Regions from separate parts of the Homo sapiens genome. Here region 2 is linked to region 1. Evidence: chromatin contacts called from ENCODE Hi-C or POLR2A ChIA-PET data. All regions are on one chromosome and are shown on one strand. The core of a region is the stretch at or near the end of the contact, and the rest is flanking DNA. Distances in the headings are between cores, read along the strand shown.

Evidence for each region. Hi-C counts contacts between places; a loop is a spot of excess contacts on that map. ChIA-PET counts read pairs that join two places held with the same protein, here RNA polymerase II (POLR2A). Pooled maps may share reads with other maps.
Region 2: a loop to region 1 is called in a map of aorta, with 2.2 times the contacts of the local background. The contact joins two enhancer-like sites. A Hi-C loop is called at or near these places in 2 of 168 maps with a recorded cell type or tissue (aorta and tibial artery) and 4 of 50 pooled maps. POLR2A ChIA-PET finds 5 or more read pairs at or near these places in 2 of 52 experiments (Caco-2 and OCI-LY7).

The regions. Positions count from the first base shown.
Region 1 is chr5:109,706,005-109,711,694 of GRCh38, forward strand. The region is part of intron 1 of MAN2A1 (mannosidase alpha class 2A member 1); the gene reads left to right. Among named protein-coding and RNA genes, the nearest start is that of MAN2A1-DT, 18 kb to the left of the region's middle. Within about 2 kb of position 3,432, at least 3 of the 41 ENCODE cell types and tissues checked have a DNase peak (open chromatin) inside an H3K27ac peak, as active enhancers do.
Region 2 is chr5:109,984,540-109,990,229 of GRCh38, forward strand. No RefSeq gene overlaps it. Among named protein-coding and RNA genes, the nearest start is that of LINC01848, 100 kb to the left of the region's middle. Within about 2 kb of position 3,618, at least 2 of the 41 ENCODE cell types and tissues checked have a DNase peak (open chromatin) inside an H3K27ac peak, as active enhancers do.

The sequences.
Region 1 (5,690 bases), core at 2,182-4,681:
TTGTCATGTAAGGCAAGGTATTCACAGATTTCAGGGATTATTAGGACAGGGATATCTTTGACTAAACATTATTCTGCTTACTGCACCAGGCGCTATTTAAATTTACTTGCATATACTAACTAATCCTCATAACAACCCTATGAGTTAGGTATTATTCTCCCCATTTTACAGATGAGGAAACTGCAGCACAGAGAAGTTATGTAACTTTGAACTTGCCCAGAGTTACATAGCCAGTAAGTAGTGGTGCCAGAATTCAAATTTTGGTTGGCTTCAGAGTCTGTTCTTAATTATGACACATACTATCTGGAGGTGCATATTGTAGTACCCTTCAAAGTGATTTTTCAAAAGCCATACTTTTACTATGTAGCAGCAGCTGCAATAATACTTTCTTCACTGCTTACTTGTTGGCAGGTCCTGTGCTAAATTCTTTCACAGCCAGTCCAAGCAATGGATATTAGTATCTGCATTTTGCCCATAGAAACTGAGGCCCAGGATTAAGTTACTTCCCCAAGATCACATGGCCAATAAGTGCGGAAACTAGTATTGGAAGCCAGATAGCCTGAACAGGAGCCAATGCTTAGCCATTAAGCTGAATTGCTTCCACCTTTATCTGGTGAAGGATGTCATTAAAGATAAAGGTAATCTTTGCTCTTACATGGTGGGCACATTTGATGACATAATCAGAGTCCAGAAAGAACTTGATGTGTTGGAGTGATATGTTGAATCTAACACAATTAGATTTGAAGGAAAAAAAAAACATAAATGAAAGGTGGTATAGATCCTAAGTTTCAGATACATGCATACACTTTGGGGTAAAGTTTTGTTTCTTTTGAATGCTGCTATCGGTGGGTATATTATAAACATATATATCTTCTACAGCTCTTATAACTAGAAACTTGATTTGGTTGAGTGCAGATCTTATATCACTACCATGATAGGAAATAGTCCAGAATTATCTTGGGGTTCTTTTTCCAAACTTCCTTCACTCCCCACAAGAGGTGAAAATAATAGTCTCTTGAGCCAGGTTAGTGATGGTAGTGAAAATGGAAAACTTTTGATTGGACTGTACAGAATCCATAATCTTTGCTCTAGAAAGGGAGCCACATATTGTATTCTATTCACCAGGTCATGGTTGTCATCCTGTGGCCAACGTGGGTCCCATTCTATGTTATTTCCCAAACAGCCCATGAAAACCACCCTATTAATTAGCTCTTTCCTTCCCATTCTTACCTACTTTTTGGGATGCAGTGAAGACTTCTTTTGGATTTTCTTTCTTCAAAAATGGTGTGTTTTGTTTTTATTTGTATTATTTTTGGTGTGGGTTTGTATGCCAAAACATTGAATACTTAGAAAAAAATGTTACATGCCATTTTTCTTTCTTTCCTTCCTTTTTTTCTCCCAATAAATACCTAAGGTCCTGCTGTGTGCTAGGTAGGTAGGCATCAGGGTACAGTACATTGAGTAAAACAGCTATGGTGCCTGTTGTCAATATAGGGATTCATTTAGTGAGGAAAAGAGGGAAGCAATACATGAATAAAATAGATAATTGTAATAACACTGTGGAGGAAACAAGAAATAAATTGAGATAAACCATAACATGAGGAGGCCTGTTTTAGACTGGCTGGGGAAGGCTATGCAGAGGTGACGTTTGGCATGAGAGTTGAAGCATTATGTAAACAGAGACCATGTACAAAGGTTTTAGGGTAGGGTGGGGAGGAGCTGGCTTGGAACGGAGATAAGATGAAGGTGAAGCTAAGTTGAGAGAAAGAGATATTCAGTCCTTACTGACTGTGGTGTACAATGTTTTGATTTTGAGGGTGCCTAACTAGGTAGAGATTAAAGCCCTTTACTGGAGATCTGAGGACTGTAGGTGTCTTTTTGAGGAGGATGATTTTTGGACTTAAGTTTGAAAGCCAATTTGAGGCATCAGGCAGGTATTTGAATATATGGGTCTGTTTTTCAGGGGTGAGGTTTCAGCGGGAGATACAAATATGGGAGACATCATGGAATTTAAATCATGGAGTGGATGAGATCATGTAAGAGAGTATAGAGAGGTAAGAGGCTCAAGAAGCTAACCTTGAGGTGCTCTAACATTTAGAGCTTGGGAGAGAAGGAGCCAGCAAAGGAGACTGATAAACAGTTGGCAGGAGGAAAACCTAGGGCATGTTGTATTGGGAATGAGTAAAGAAAACATTTCCAGAGGGAAGGAGTGCTCCATTGTGCCTAATACTCCCTGAGATGACGGATAAGGTAAGGGCAGAGTGCTTTTCATCAGGCTTGAAACATGGGAGCCTCTGGGAACTTTACAAGGTCAGTTTTGGTGGAGTGGTGAGCAGATGCTGATTGTAATGGGCAGATGAATGAATGGGAGTTTGTAAGGAAGGGGGATAATGAGTAGAGAGAAACTTTTGATAATCCCGGTACATGAAGTGGGTGGGGCCCTGGAGGGGAATGGGAATGTAAGATGTTTTATTCAGGGTTCTCCAGAAAGACAGAACTGATAGGACACACACACACACACACACACACACACACACACACATGAGAAGGGAGTTATTAGGAGAATTGGCTTATTTGATTATGGAGACTGAGAAGTTCCACTATTGGCCATCTGCATCTGCATGCTGGAGAACCAGAGAAGCTGGTAGCAGGACTTAGTCTAAGTCTGAAGGCCTTAGAACCAGAGAAGCCAATAGTGGAGCTCAGTCCAAGGTGGAAGGTGCAAGAGCCCAGGGACCACTGGTGTGAGTCTGGAGTCTAAAGGCTGGAGAACCTGGAGTTCTGACATCCAATGGCAGGAGAGGAAAAGCGGCCAGGCTCTTAGAGAGGATGAGAATTTGCCCTTTCTCTGCCTTTTAATTCCATCTGGGCTCCCAGTTGATTGGATGGTGACTACCACATTTAGGGCACATCTTCTCCACTTAGTCCACTCACACACCGTCTCCTCTGGAAACACTCTCACAGATACACCTGGGGCAGCTCAATAATTCTAATCAATTGCTAAACCACCTGGGTTTCACTTTGAGTAGATAAAGGATGGGCCCAGTGCCTACTGAAGCCCTGAAGAATAATCAGTGTTTGACCAGCTATCTGGATATTCATTAATCTAGTCAAGTTGAACCCCAAATTAACCATCACATGGGGTTAAGCACAGGAGGGTGGAAGCACAGAGTTTGACTTTTTTAGATGTATATAGCATATAATAAATATTAAGTTCAACCTTACGAAATTGGTGATATTTGACTATGTTTTACCTATGAGAATGGCATTTTCGTATAGTTTGATCTAATAGAACATGTTACATTACTGAGAATGAGTTGCTTTTAGAAGTGGAACTTGATTGAGCAATATTGAGAGGGTTTAATCAAAAGGGCAAAGAACAAAGCCTTGGAGCAGTTGAGATAAATGGGATTGTTGCTCGGCAGAGGGTTGGCCTTTGAAGCAGGGAGAAGGAAAGGCACACAGTTTTCCAGGAAGGCAGGAGAAGATACACAGATTCAGCCATGCTGGAAGGATCACAGTGAGGCCAATACCAGCGGGTAGTGTCCTATTTGAGGCAAATAATTATGTAATAAATTTACGGATTTAGCTGTAGATACACATTGATTGATTTTGTTCATAGGACTGAGTGGTAACTGAGCCTGTTCTACCTTGTGGTAGACTCTAAATTTGTTCTCTCAAAGGTATTTGATATGTGATTTTTTGCTTGGTTTTTCTCTTTCACTAAAAGCGGAGTAAATCAAATATCATGACCTCCTTCCCCACTCCTGAGCGGTGCAATGCTGTGGCCTCCCTGTAGAACTGATTAGCAAATCAAAGAATAAAGTAGTTTTCTCATAAGTGATTTTCTTGCCCTACAGAAAATTGTCTTTTTCAATGTTACTATAAGTATTCTTTGACTTCTCAGCATAATTGAAGCATTATCTATGATTTCTGTTTCTTTAATGCAGACTACAAGTGCATCCTTTTAAGGTCATTCCACTCTTCTCTGTCACATGTACAGAATTTGCTTATGAGGGTGTTCATTTCAAGAATTTCACCTGTTTGGAGGGAGACTTTATTCCACCGCATAATATAATTTTAAAAATGATGTTCTTTAGACCATTGTGTGCATATATCCCTAGGCCATAATTTTCTCCATGTACTTAATTCAGTACAGAATTCCAGGTACTGATCATTAATGATATCTTTAAAGCTAAATGAGATTGAAAGTCATCTTTAATGGCTGTAGGATCCTTTTTTCATGAACTAACTCCTCTAGCTAATGTTTATTTTGAATAATACTCTTATCCATGGATTATGGGACCAAAGCCATAATAAAAATATTCCCAGGAAGGGTTGTCTTCTTATTCAGTGTGTACTTGTTGAGCTATAGGCAGTTTTGCTGTGTATATGGCTCTAAAATGATCTTTTCCTCAAAGTACAGAAAGATCTGGAGAAATGTGGGCACTCATGTATTAAGTTTGTAGTATTATAATATTGTAAGTATAAGATAAAATGTGGTATTTTTTTTTTTTTGAGACGGAGTCTCGCTTTATCGCCTATGTTGGAGTGCAGTGATGCGATCTTGGTTCACTGCAACCTCTGCTTCCCAGGTTCAAGCAATTCTTCTGCGTCAGCCTTCCGAGTATCTGGGACTACAGGTGCATGCCACCACACCCAGCTAATTTTTATTTTTTTATTATTTACCTATTTTTTTTTTTGAGACCAAGTTTCGCTCTTGTTGCCGAGCCTGGGGTGCAATGGTGCGATCTTGGCTCACCACAACCTCCGCCTCCCGGGTTCAAGTGGCTCTCCTGCCTCAGCCTTCCAAGTAGCTGGGATTATAGGCGCCTGCCACCATGTCCAGCTAATTTTGTATTTTTAGTAGAGACGGGGTTTCTCCATGTTGGCTAGGCTAGTCTCAAACTCCCGAACTCAGGTGATCCGCCCGCTTCGGACTCCCAAAGTGCTGGGATTACAGGCGTGAGCCACCGCGCTCAGCCGCTAATTTTTGTATTTTTAGTAGAGATGGGGTTTCACCATGTTGGCCAGGCTGGTCTGGAGCTCCTGACCAGGTGATCCACCCATCTCAGCCTACCAAAGTGCTGGGATTACAGGCATGAGCCACCGTGCCCGGACAAAATGTGGTATCTTTAAAAGCTCTGTGGTGATGGCATTTTAGATTAAGGTAATGTTTTATTTTATGAAGATGTGTAGCTGTACTGCTGGCGAGATGAATCAACATGTTCTAATACTGCTTGTAATAAGAGTAACTTGATTTACCATTACCTGCTGTGGTAAATTTGTATCTTCAGTATTGGAATTATTCAACAGAATCTATCAGAAGGGATTTCAAAAGCTGCAGTCTGTGGTGTTGTGATAAGTGAAGAAAAGCATTTCCCCTATTTCAGACAGCCTTTGATAGCATATGTATTTAGGAAAATATATACAGATTCATCAACTGTACCTGACTCAAATATTTTTAGCTTCTTTGGGTTGAACTTTGGGTTATGCCAAGGGATCCCCTTTCGTCTTTTCATGGAGAATCACTTGTAACCAATGTTGATGTGCACTTACAAAGAAGGGTGTAAAGGTTTATAGGACGATACTACTCGACAGCTCTGAGGATCTGGAATCTACATGGTTCAACTAGCTTCTCTATTTGAGCCCTGAACTAGTGTTGCACTCATCTCCCATTTCCTTTGCTT
Region 2 (5,690 bases), core at 2,368-4,867, 280 kb after region 1:
TCTGGTTGTTTAAAAGTGTGTAGCACCTCCCCCTTCACTCTGTTCCTCCTGCTCTAGCCATGTAGGGCATGCCTGCTTCCCCTTTGCCTTCTACCCTATGACTGTAAGCTTCCTGAGGCCTGCCCAGTCATGCTTCTTGTACAGTCCATGGAACTGTGAGCCAATTAAACCTCTTTTCTTTATAAAGTACCCAGTCTCAGGTATCCTTTGTAGTAATGCAAGAATGGACTAGTACAGTACTTTTGTCACAAAAAAGAAGAAGGAGGAGGAGGAGGAGCAGGAGGAGGAGGAGGATGGTGACTATGAGATGATAGATATGTTAATTTTCTTGACTCTAGTAATCATTTCACTATGTATATTTATATCAATATAAGTATGTCAAAACATCATGCCATACATCTTAAATAAATATAATAAAGAATATTTCTAAGAGAAGTCATCAAGATAAATAAATATAAATTCTCTCAACTTCCTTTTTTCCTTACAAAGATTTTGCTATATCTTTTCCATTTACTATTTTCTCTAAATGTCTGAGAATTATGGCCCTTCTCATTTCTAAGGATAAACCCTCCATACAATGCTCAAGTCTTTGCAATCTTAAAAACCTGAATTTTAATTTTGCTACAGTCTCAACACATTACTCTACCTGTGTCTTTGCTTCTGGATGTCTACTTCCTCACTGCCTACCCACTTTTTTACCCTTTAGTCACCTGGTGGGCCTGCGGTCACCAAATCTCACAACCTGTGATTGCTCATTGTTCTCCTCATATTGCTGCTAATCACCTTTGTGTTGGTCCGTTCTTGTGTTGCTATTTAAAAAGAAAATCTGTGACTGAGTAATTTATAAAAGGAAGAGGTTTAACTTGGCTCAAAGTTCTTCAGGCTGTATAGGCATGGCACCAACATCTGCTCAGCTCCTGGTGAGGGCTTCAGGAAGCTTGCAATCATGGTGGGAGGTGAAGGGGAGCTAGAACATCACATGGAGCAGGAGCAAGAGAGAGAGAAGGGGGAGGCACCAGACTCTTCTAAATAACCAGATCTCACATGAACAAATAGGAAGAACTCACTTATCACCAAGGTGATGGTGGTAAACCATTCATGCAAGAGCCACCTCCATGATCCGATCATTTTTCACCAGGCCCCACCTCTAACAGGAATCACATTTCAACATGAGATTGGAGAAGACAAAACATCCAAACGGTAGCAACCACCTCTTTGGAATTTGTTTCTTTCTACTTTTAAACTCCTAAATCCTCCCTGACTGAATGAAACTGACAAAGTGTCCAGGCAAGCCCAAGATGAAAGAAGCTGATTGTACTCATTACAGTGCTCGAGACTTGGGCTTGGAGGCGCAGGCTCTTATATTATCTGGAAGCCCGTCCAGTAAGGTTAATGCCAAACCTGGAGGACACAAAGGAAAGGTCATAACTGGAGTTATGGAGCCATTATTTAGAGCTGAGAACACTTTATCACAGCAAAAGCCACTGGAATTAAGCAGGGAATGTGCAGTTGGAGAAGATAGTCCTGAGTGATAGCTTGCCATTTGCTCATGTTTGAGGATTGCCTCTGTGGGCTGACAAGGGGGCATCATGCATGGGTAAGCCTGTCTAGTTTTAAGGCTATGGCTGCATCAGCCACGTCACTGTTTTGAGAATCTCTTTTAGGCAGGGTTGAGGTGGCTCATCTTTATGTTTTCCCAGTGGAATTATTTGATGTGGTCAAGTGAATTCTTAAAATAGGACTCTTATTACTAAATAAGTTCTTTAGTCTCCACCCTTTCAATTGCTTCAAGAATTGGTGCTATAAGGATTCAAAAATTTCTATCACTTCCTAATCAGGTTTCCTACTTCTGGTCAAATGGGCCGAACATGGGTCTATGTTATCTTTAAAAGACAGTCAGGAGAGACTGAGGACCAGGTTAAGGCTAAGTTGCAGGCAGTTAGTGATAGATATTACTAGCTGAAAGGATTCCCTCTATCAGCAACTCAGTTGAGGATGCTTAGTGAATCAGGGAATGTTATCATCTATTAGTGATCTGGGCAGTGGCAAGAGAAGTAGACAGATTGGATCAGGTGATTAAAGAGTGAGGTTTTGCTCTGCAAAACTTCCTGATGTTCTGGGTTTCTGAAAGCTTCACTCAATTCCATAGATACATAAAATCTGACCTCTCATTCACAGGTAGGAACTATTAATAGCATTCACGGATTGTGAGTGTACAATGAGATTCAAGTGCTTCACACTTTGCCTATAGGCAATGTTGCAAACAAGCATGTTTTCTACGTGAGTGGTGTATGTGTGTGTGTCTACCATGATTTTCTCAACTTACTGCAGCCATTTTTCTGTATTATCATTGTGCTTTTTGATAGCAATGACCTTGACATTCTCTTTCAGTTGAAGATTTACAGTAGCTTTGACAACAGTGATACTACTGTTCCACTGGCTAGCCATTTAGGACTGCAATTTGATCAGAGGTAAAGAAAAGAACATTACCTCCAAGTCAAGCATACAGACAAACCTCCATTGTTGAGCATTCACTCTTTGCATCAATTTCTTTCCTTAGTAAATACTATTCACCCCCATTATATTACTCTGCTGTACAACCACATTAAATGGTATATCTTGAAAAATGCTTTCATTGCCCAGGGTTGTTCAGTGGTCCCATTGGATTATTTTATGTACTTGTATTAATTGTAGTCGTTGCTGTTAATGCTATATGCGCTCCCATTCCCTTTCTATTGCCTTGTATTAATTTGATTACCCAAGGTGGCTTTGGTTGGGAGTACTATATACAATAAGGTGTATTATTAGCAGTAGTTTTTAAAATCATTTACAAGCAAATTGCTATGTCAATGCCCCATAATAATGTTGACTACTTTTATTCTTCTCAAAGTCCTTTTTATTCCTTCAGGAATAAGTCACTCTCTTAAGAACCTGTGCTCTAAACTAAAATATGAACCAGTGTGCATCATAATGGAGCCCCCTCCAGGGTAATAACATTATTTCCATTCTAAGGGGACTGTACATTTAACAGTCATAAGAAAAGAATCCATGCCTTGCTTCACAGCTGTGCCACGGTCTTTTTATTTTAAGTCTTTCCTTCTGTTGAGGGGAACTGAGGTTTGTTTTTGAACTTGGGAGGACATTTTCAAGAATATTTTCTTTTCTCCCTAATCTCTACATGAGCTGCCTATGTTAGCTGTGCTACTCTGATTCTTAGTTTACTACTTTAATTTGTCCACTCTTGCTCTGTTAGTCTCTTAAAACATCTAAGTCCTTTAAATATCGCATTTCTGGTCGACACCTCCCACTCTCCTGCCCATATGATACTATCAGAAACTTTAAAGTGGAAATATTTTCCTTTCCAGGACAGTTCTTCAGTGTCAGCATAGAACGGGTTTTAGCCCTGATAATGTATAGTCGGGATGAATTAGAGAATCTTCCCTTTACTATTACTGTTTGGGCTGACTCTGTAAGAACCACTCAGAGAGGAGAAAAAGCAACTTCCTTCCCCAGATCATGAGCCTACATCAGGCAAAAGAGAGTTTTTTAGCTTTAGGGAGTAGAAACCAAGAGAATTTAAGTTTGCCTCAAGACGGGAACAGCTTGTGCCTAGTGGGAAATTGCATTGTTGACACTTTGATAATGATCAGATCCTGACTTAAGTTCTAATAATAGCTCCTATTCATCACGCTTTTACTATGAGCCAGGTCTATATAAAGGTACTTTAAATATGTAGCAGTTGCAAATTTGAGCCTATAATGCAGATTGTGTAAACATATCATCTTTTTTAAAAAATTGAGGTGTAATTTAATTCACACTTACAAGGGTAAAATTCAACAACCATTAGTAGATTCACAAGGTTGTACAATCATCAACATTATCTAATTCCAGAGAATTTTAATGACTCAAGGAAGAAACTCCATGACCATTAACAGCCTCTCCCTATTTCCTCCTCTTCCCAGACCCTAATGTCTAACAATTTACTTTCTGTCTTTGTAGAGCTGCTTATGTTAGGCTTTTATATAAATGGAATCATACAATATGTAAACTTTTGTGTCTGGCTTCTTTCACTTAGCATAATGTTTTCAAGCTTCATCCATGTTGAAACATGAATTAGTACTTCATTCCTTTTTATGGCCGAATGATATTCCATTGTATGGATATACCAGATTTTGTGTATTGATTCATCAGTTGATGGACATTTGGGTTGTTTCCAGTTTGGGCCTATTATGGATAATGCTGCCATGAATATTTGTGTACAAGTTTTTGAACATTCGTATACATATGTTTTCATTTCTCTTGCATGAAATATAATTGCTGGGCCATATGGCAACTATGTTTAACTTTTCAAGGAACTGCCAAACTGTTTTCCAAAGCAGCTGCACCATCTAATTCCCACAAGCAATATACAAGGATTCTAATTTCTACACATCTTCACCAACATGTTATTATCTATCTTTATTATTATAACTATCCTGGAGGGTGTGAGGTGTATCTAAATGTGGTCATGTCTTATCTCTTATTGTGTATAAGTCAACTTACTTTCTGTTGTAAGCTTCTATCCTGCCAGGCTTGGATAGAAATGCTTTTATTGCCCAGGATTGTTCAGTGGTCCCATTGGATTATTTTACATACTTGTGTTAATTGTAGTCATTGCTGTTAATGCTATAGGCTCTCCTGTTCCGTTTCTATTGGTTGGATAGAAGCAAGTTTGGATAGAAGCTTGGCAGGATAGAAGCTTACAATAGAAAGTAAGCTCAGCAAAATCGTAAGTTCAGCAAAATCAGTGAACTCAGTGGTTTTTCAGTGTTTGCTATGTGAGGTCATGTTGAGGTCCTAGAAAACGTACACAGTCCTGGATATCAATAGGTCAAAAACTAAGCTGTTTGGTCACTGAATTGTCTACACAGATAACTCCTAAGTCATTTTAGCCCACATGGCCATCATATGTTATATCTACCCCTCTTAAAGCACTCACACGTTTTGTGAGACGGCTTATTGTTCGTTGGCATAGGGGCGTCGTGTACCTATGTTTTATTTTTTCTTCTTTTTCTATTGAAAACACAGGTGAATAATTGCACTATATACATGAATCTCGGGCCTTGCATGTGCTGCTTCAAGTCAGGAAAAGTATAATTGTACTGTGTGTAAAAGCCAAAAAATCTGGATTTAAAAAATCTTTTAGGTACAAACTTAACCATGGTGGCTCAATTTGCAGAAGGATGAGTTGAATCCAATATTAGGAGGAGGCATTGAGTGTGGCAGGGGCACCATTGTCCTTCATTTGAGGACAATGTCTTGGTTACTGAAGTTTGTCATGCTAGACTTTTCTGAGATATTTACCTGCTTCTGCCATCCCAATAGTTGTGTCCAGGTTGGCCGTGTCCCACTGCACTTGGCTCAGAGACCACATACCCTCTTTACCCTCTTTTTAATGCTGATCTCACCCAGGGAAGTCAGGTAATATAGGCAAATAGGTGAATTTACTTTTTGCAGCTGCTGCCTTTTCTTCCAATGCGTTTCCTCCATATATTAGGTTTGCAGTTTTTGCCATTGAAAGTAATTGCAAAAACTGCAATTACCTTTGCACCAAACTAATAGTAGCACAGGCTCCACTCTGCCTGCACTTCTGTCATCAAAATGTGCTCCTCAAAATGCTACCATCAGTCATTCTTATTCTCTATCAATTC